Regions from separate parts of the Homo sapiens genome. Here region 1 is linked to region 2. The links are chromatin contacts, found by Hi-C or POLR2A ChIA-PET in ENCODE. All regions are on one chromosome and are shown on one strand. Each heading gives the region's core, a stretch centred on a gene start or an enhancer-like site at or near the end of the contact. The rest is flanking DNA. Distances are from core to core; before and after follow the strand shown.

Region 1 (3,808 bases), core at 538-3,037, 58 kb before region 2:
GCCGCGTACAGTTTCTGTTGCACATTCCTTGTTTTCACTCAACCTTTAAAAAGCAAAAACCAGTCTTAGCTCCAGGGCCACACAAAAAACAGGCCTCCAGGTGTAGTTCGCTGACCCCAGCCTACAGTATTAACTTTTTTTTTCCACTAAAACTTTTTTGCCCTTCAATTTCAGAGGTGGTGGTGAGTTAGGCCTCCAGTGGCACGCTGATGGCCGCCTAACTAAAAAACTCAATGGCCTTGCTGATTTAGAGGCTTGCATTAAGACGCTTCATGGCCAAGGCTTTTCTCAGCCAAGTCTAACAACCCTGACTGCTTTCAGTGCTGGAGGGGTGCTTGCAGGAGCATTGTGTAATTCTAATCCAGAGCTGGTGAGAGCGGTGACTTTGGAGGTGAGTACGCTCTGTCTCTACTGTTTATAGAATGGGGGAGGTGTGAAGCCATAGGCTACTCTAAGAAAAATGTTTTTGGGCTGGCACAGCGGCTCATGCCTGTAATCCCAGCACTTCGGGAAACTGAGGTGGGCAGATTGCTTACCAGGAGCTCGAGACCAGCCTGGGCAACATGGCGAGACCCTGTCTCTGCAAGAAATTAAAAAAAAAAAAAAACCTACCCAGGCTTGTTGGTAAGAGGATCTCTTAAGAGGTTGAGGCTGCAGTGGACCACTGTGCTCCAGCCTGGGCAACAGAGTGAGACATTGTCAAAAAAAAAAAAAAAAAAGGAAAGAAAAACATTTCTGTTACAGTTTTACCATAGCATAGGAGTATAACAAAGCTTTTAAGTTTTAAACTCAGAATTATAGCTTGAGGAGAACTTCTAAAGTTATTTTAATCCAACTATTAACCGTTATTCTTCTCTGATACAGTGTTCTTTATTATCTTTAAGGCTTTCCACTGAAAGATATTAATGGCTATTTCCATTGCTCATTTGTATTTGTAAGGACATTTAGAATTGGTGAAAAAGCACTGAAGCATATATGAGTCCCAGTTGAGAAAGCCAGGCAAAGCACGCTGTGACTCTGGAATGCACTGAGTCCTTTGGCTCCTGGTCACCTTGACAGGCTACTGCCCATCAACATTTCAGTCCTAGATTTATAGGCTCTTTATTTTTAGATAGTCCATTCTTAATGGTCGTTTGGGCATAGTTTTTCCGTATTTTAATTGAAATATCTTACCCTGTTCTGAAAATGATTATCTTTTCCCAGTGTCAGAAATTACGAAGTTACATTGTAGCAGTTGGTTTCACTGCTATCATTCTCCTACTTCTAGGTTACTCTGAAAAATAATGACTGAGATGGGAGAGAGTAAATTATTTTCAGGATTTTTTATTTTGAGGTTGGGGAGTTTATACTGTGGGCTTGTAAATAAGTGTTAAATAGTAGTCACCTGTAAGTCTATTTTTTAAAAACAGAAAAATGTGGAGAATAGCCTATGCACAAAGATAATGGCAGAATTATTTACAGTTTAAAGACAAAGCAACTAGATTTTGACTTTTAGAAATTTAAAAGGAAATGATGAGAAGGATATTTATGCTAGGTTGCTTATTATAGTGAAGACTAGGAGACAACCTTTTATACATGTATAAGTCAAATTCTTCTTATAAGCACCAAAAATCAACCCTAATTTAAGCAGAAAAGGGATTAAAGGGCATTAGGAAAATGTAGGTGTCTTCAGACCAGTGTTAGAGGCTTCAGAGCCAAAGGCATAGAATTGGCCCAATGAAACTATTACTGCCGCCACTGCCAAGCACAAATCACCTCACACTGCCAGTGCAACTTCTAGAGCTGGATATAGCTGTGGCACTTTTGCCAGAATAAATTATCTGTGATCACTGCTTCTTTGAATCACTAACTTTCCATGCAGAGTGTAAAGCACATGTGTCTGGTTGATAGACCCAAGTCACACATGGGTCACACAGCTACTCCCAAGCTGCAGGGAAAAATGGGAAAGAGAAGTCTAGCACTTAGTATCTCCACAGTGAGAGGCAGGCTCTAGCTGATAAGGTTGGAGGTTTTTCAAATGCAAAAAAGTTCATATGGTAGGCAGCCAAAAAGAATTACAGATGACTCACTATACTTGGTTAATGTTAATATGAGGGAAAGCTAAAAAGTATGTTAACAGAAGAAAATAAAGCTAAGTGAAAAATACAGCCTTCATTTTTGTTTTGTTGTTTTTGTGGGGTTTTTGTTTTTTTGTTTTGTTTTGTTTTGTTTTTTGAGTCAGAGTTTTGCTCTTTCACCCAGGCTGGAATGCAATGGCACACGAACACAGCTCACTACAGCCTCGACCTCTGGGGCTCAGGTGATCCTCCCACCTCAGCCTCCTGAGTATCTGGGACTACAGGCATGTGCCACCATGCCCTGCTAATTTTTGTGGTTTGTTGTTGTTTTGTAGAGATGTGGTTTTACCATGCTACCCAGGCTAGTTTCAAACTCCTGGGCTCAAGTGATTTGCCCACCTCAGCCTCCCAATGTGCTGGGATTACAGGCATGAGCCACCATGTGCGACCCAGCCTTCGTTTTATTAAATTTTGTAACACTAATTATAAGCCAATGGGTTGTTTTCTCTTCTTTCACCTTGGGTATTTTGCAGAGTTTCTTTACTTAGCGTTTTTTGCTTTTAATATAAAATGTCCAACTGGTCAAAAAGACTTTATTCCTTGTGTATTTTTTTCATTTAAAAATTTTTAATTATGGTAAAATACCATAAAATTTACCATCTCAACCATTTTTAAGTGAATAGTTCAGTAGTGGTAAGTGCACTCATAGGCTTATGCAGTCAATCTCCAGAACTCGTTTTTCATCTTAACAAAACTGAAACCCTGTACCGATTAAACAGCTCTCCATTTGCTTCTTCCCACAGCCTCTGTCTCTGTGAATTTGACTACTCAAACACCTCACATAGGTGGAGTCATACAAAATTTTTTGTGACTGGCTTATTTCACTTAGATTATATCCTTGAGGTTCATCCATATTGTAGCGTGGATCAGAATTTTATTCATTTTTAAGGCTGAATAATATTCCATGTAATATTGCATGTGTATACCACATTTTGCTTATTCGTTCTTTGGTTAATGGACACTTGAGTTGCTTCCACCTTTTGGCTGTTGTGAATATGCTGCTGTGAACATAGGTATGCAGATCTCTTTAAGACCCTGCTTTCAGTTTTGGGGATTATATGCCAGGAGTGGAATTGCTGGATCATATGGTAATCTTAAGCTTAACTCTTTGATGAACCACCATACTGTTTTCCAAAGCAGCTCCCCCATTTTACATTCCAACCACCAGTGTATCAGGATTCCGGTTTCTCCACATTACTGCCAATACTTGTTGTTGTTGTTGTTGTTTTAATATAATAACTAACTGTCCTAATTGGTATGAGACAGTAGCATTTATTGCTTTTATATAAGAAAAAATATAAATGAATAAAAGGTACTAAGCTAAAAATAAATATTGTGAAATTAGAAGATAAACCATTTCTTGTTATATGTCATTTAAGGAATCTGAAGACTTTAAAAGTAGGTTATAAATTACAGGCCCTGGTTAAGGACTGAGTATTCTAGCTCCTAGGAATCTACATGGCTTGAGTTATTTTCTCTCATATTAGTATGTATATTCATAAAATAGAATGTTTTTCTGAAACTCACTTACCAACCTCTTACTTGAAGTATAAGTTTCTTTGCCTTTTTTTTAGGCACCTTTCTTGGATGTTCTCAACACCATGATGGACACTACACTTCCTCTGACATTAGAAGAATTAGAAGAATGGGGGAATCCTTCATCTGATGAAAAACACAAGAACTACATAAAA
Region 2 (3,792 bases), core at 867-3,366:
TTCAAGGTTCATACATGTTGTAGCATGTGACAGGATTTCTTTCCTTTTTATTTTTTTCTTAAAAACAAGATCTTGCTCTGTTGCCTAGGCTGGAGTGCAGTGGCACAATCATAGCTCACTGTAGTCTTGAACTCCTGGGCTCAAGCCATCCTCCTGCCTCAGCCTCCTAAGTAGCTGGGACTACAGGCATGCACCACCACATCCAGCTAATTTTTGTTTTTTGCAGAGATGGGGGGCTGTCACTATGTTGCCCAGGCTGGTCTCAAACTCCTGGCCTCAGGCAGTCCTCCTGCCTTGGCATCCCAAAGTGCTAGAATCATAGGCATGAGCCACTGTGTCTGGCCTTTCCTTTTTAAGGCTGGATAATATTCCATTGTATGTATATACTACATTTTGTTTATCCGTTTATCAGTCAAACACTTGGTTTGCTTCCATCTTTTGGCTATTGTGAATAACACTGCTATGAACATGAGTGTGCAAATATTTCTTTGAGATGCTGCTTTCAATTCTTTTGGATATATATTCAAAAGTGAGATTGCTGTGCCATATGGTAGTTCTATTTTTAATTTTTTGAGGACTGTTCATACTGTTTTCTATAGCAGTTACCCCATTTTACAATCCCACTAACAGTGCACGGGGGCTTCAATTTTGCAACATCCTCATCAACACTTGTTATTTTCCGTTTTTTGTTTTGTTTTGTTTTGTATTTTGATGGTAGCCATCCCAATGAGTGTGAGGTGATAGCTCAGTGTGGTTTTGATTTGCATTTCTCTAATGAAATTGGGGAAGTTGAGCATCTTTTCATGTGTCCTCATTGGCTATTAGGATATCATCTTTGGAGAAATGTCTGTTCGAGTCTTTTGCCCATCTTTTTATTAGGCTATTGGATATTTTGTTGATGACTTGTAAAAATGCTTTCATTTATGTTTCCAACAGGCACTGGTACAGTCTGAGCTGAAAGCTTCAGCCTGATGACAGGCAAGTGTTTCTGTGTATCTCAGACCCAAGTTTGTGACAATCACAGCCAGGGGATTTCAGTGACCATTTCAACTTCTTCCTGGTGGCCAACCCTCCAGGCTTGACAAATCAACACAAAACACACCCAAACAGAAAAGCATAATCTGATCCTTACATGACGTCATTGACCAACAATGTAAGTGAATTCACGGTGTAATGGGCTGATTTATAAAGGATCTTACCCATAGGGTGTCTCAGCTCTTTACTGCTTAAACATTTAGTTCTCAAAAAGAATCCAGAATCACAAAAGAAACAATGACACATTATATCTGGTCTTTAACAAAGTTCTATTGAAAAAATCACCTAACAGCTAAATACCGCATTTAATGCCCCGTGACAAATATTTCTAATTCAGACACATGAGCTGTTCTGGAAAACTTCTAATTAGGAGCATGGATAGACATTGTACTGCCACAAATAGTCTCACTGCAAATTCAAAGAGCATAAATTACACAGTCACATGTTACTTTCAAAATGCTGCCCGTCATCTGAGAACACTGTGTGTTAGAACTTCATTGGGACACAAACATTATTCTCTGCCATCTTACAGCTGGGGAAATGTGGTTCTTGGATGCAGAGTGAATTCCTCAATTCCCAGGCCAGCCCAGTATCCCTGGGAGAGGCCGTATGGCTCTCTGACCTTTAATGGTCACTCTCATGGCAAGGCCTGATAAAAAGCCAGGAAAGATTCATCATGACTTTGGGTGCTGGGTCAGGGACTCTGAGTACACATATCAGAGAAACGCATGCCAATATAGGTGGGAAAGACACAAAATGTATCATACCTTAAGGAATTTGCTTTATTCACATCTAGGCTTGTGTATAAAACCATTCTGAATGTGTCACTTTAACATAAAACCCACTGACCCTGCACAATCTGTCAGACTGTTAACCTCAAAACACTCATTTCACACCTCTAAAGCTATCAATGGCTTCTCATTATAAAGAGAACAAATGCCAATATCTTAGTATAGAAGTCTAAGCTACAGTTTATGCTCAAAATATATTTCCAATCTTTTTGCTATCTTAGTATTTCCAAATCAGGCTCTGTGCTCCAGCCGATCAGCACTGCCGAGGGTTCCCTCACTACAGACCGTGAGCACCTCATTCTGGACAGTTTCTCCCTCCTGTCTTTGAGGCCCAGCTCCAGCCTCCATCCCCCTACCACCACCCTCAGACCAGGAGACACTGATCCAGCCCAGTCTGCATCATATATTTGTACATTCATCCTTATAATGGTAGCTTTCTTTTTTCTTTCCTTTTTTTTTTTTTTTTTTTTTTTTTTTGTGACAGGGTCTCACTCTGTCACCCAGGCTGGAGTGCAGTGGCATGATCTTGGCTCACTGCAACCTCTGCCTCCAGGTTCAAACAATTCTCCTTCCTCAGTTTCCGAGTAGCTGGGACTACAGGCGCACATCACCGTGCCCAGCTAATTTTTTTGTATTTTTAGTAGAGACGGGGTTTCAGTGAGCCAAGCTCATGCCACTGCACTCCAGCCTGGGAGACAGAGCGAGACTCCATCTCAAAAAATAATAAAAATAAAAAAAATTAGCTGGGCATGGTAGTGCACTCCTGTAATCCCAGCTACTTGGGAGGTGTTTTGGGGTGTTTCCAGTTTTGGACTATTATGAATAATGGGTCTCGTGAACATTTATGTACAGATAGGTTTTTGTGTGGACATACGTTTTTATTATTTATTTTTATTTTTTATTTTTTTTGAGACAGAGTCTCACTCTGTCACCCAGGCTCACCCATTGCAGTGATGCGATCTTGGCTCGCTGCAACCTCCACCTCCCGGGTTCAGGCGATTCTCCTGCCTCAGCCTCTGGAGTAGCTGGGATTACAGGGACATGCCACCACACCCAGCTAGTTTTTGTATTTTTATAGAGACCAGGTTTCAACCATGTTGGTCAGGCTCGTCTTGAACTCCTGACCTTGTGATCTGCCCTCCTCAGCCTCTCAAAGTGCTGGAATTACAGGCGTGAGCCACCGCGCCCAGCTATTTATTTATTTTTTGAGACAGAGTCTCTCACTCTGTCACCCAGGCTGGAGTGCAGTGGCACAGTCTCAGCTCACCACAACCTCCGCCTCCCGGGTTCAAGCCAATCTTCTGCCTCAGCCTCCCAAGTAGCTGGGATTACAAGCACCCACCACCACACCTGGCTAATTTTTGTAATTTTAGTAGAGACAGGGTTTCACCATGTTGGCCAGGCTGGTCTCAAACTCCTGACCTCAAATGATCTGCCCGCCTTGGCCTCCAAAAGTGCTGGGATTACGGGCATGAGCCACCGTGCCTGGCTATGTTTTTATTTATTTTGGGTAAATGCTGAGGAATAGAATTACTGGATCATAAGACCAGTATATAGTGTAATGTTCAACTTTACAAGAAACTGCCATAGTGTTTCCTAAAAGGTTTGGACCTTTTTACATTCCCATGAGCAATGTGTGAAAGATCCATTGCTCCACATTCTCGCTGACAACAGGCAATGCCAGTTTTTGTAACTTTAGGCATTCTAGTGAGCAAAATTATAATTTGTGCTTCCTTAAAGGCCAATAACTTTGAACATTAGCGTTTATTTGCCATTTGTATATCTTCCTTAGTGAAATGCTCATTCAATTTTGCAATATTTTACCTATTTCTGCTTTTTGTTACTGAGTTGTAAAAGTTGTTTCTTATAAGTATGAGTTATTTATCAGATATGTGTTGCCTAAGGCTTGACTTTTAATTTTCTTGACAGTTTCTCTTGAAGAGTAGAAGTTTCTAATTTTTATTAA

What was found. Hi-C counts contacts between places; a loop is a spot of excess contacts on that map. ChIA-PET counts read pairs that join two places held with the same protein, here RNA polymerase II (POLR2A). Pooled maps may share reads with other maps.
Region 1: a pooled map shows a loop between it and region 2 (5-fold over the local background). The contact joins two enhancer-like sites. A Hi-C loop is called at or near these places in 2 of 50 pooled maps. POLR2A ChIA-PET finds 5 or more read pairs at or near these places in 4 of 52 experiments (A549, Panc1, T-cell and 1 more).

The regions. Positions count from the first base shown.
Region 1 is chr2:44,323,295-44,327,102 of GRCh38, reverse strand. PREPL (prolyl endopeptidase like) reads left to right here. Exons shown (of 14, transcript NM_001171613.2): 10 at 175-391; 11 at 3,692-3,808. Among named protein-coding and RNA genes, the nearest start is that of PREPL, 36 kb to the left of the region's middle. Within about 2 kb of position 1,787, at least 4 of the 41 ENCODE cell types and tissues checked have a DNase peak (open chromatin) inside an H3K27ac peak, as active enhancers do.
Region 2 is chr2:44,265,788-44,269,579 of GRCh38, reverse strand. No RefSeq gene overlaps it. Among named protein-coding and RNA genes, the nearest start is that of SLC3A1, 7.8 kb to the left of the region's middle. Within about 2 kb of position 2,116, at least 5 of the 41 ENCODE cell types and tissues checked have a DNase peak (open chromatin) inside an H3K27ac peak, as active enhancers do.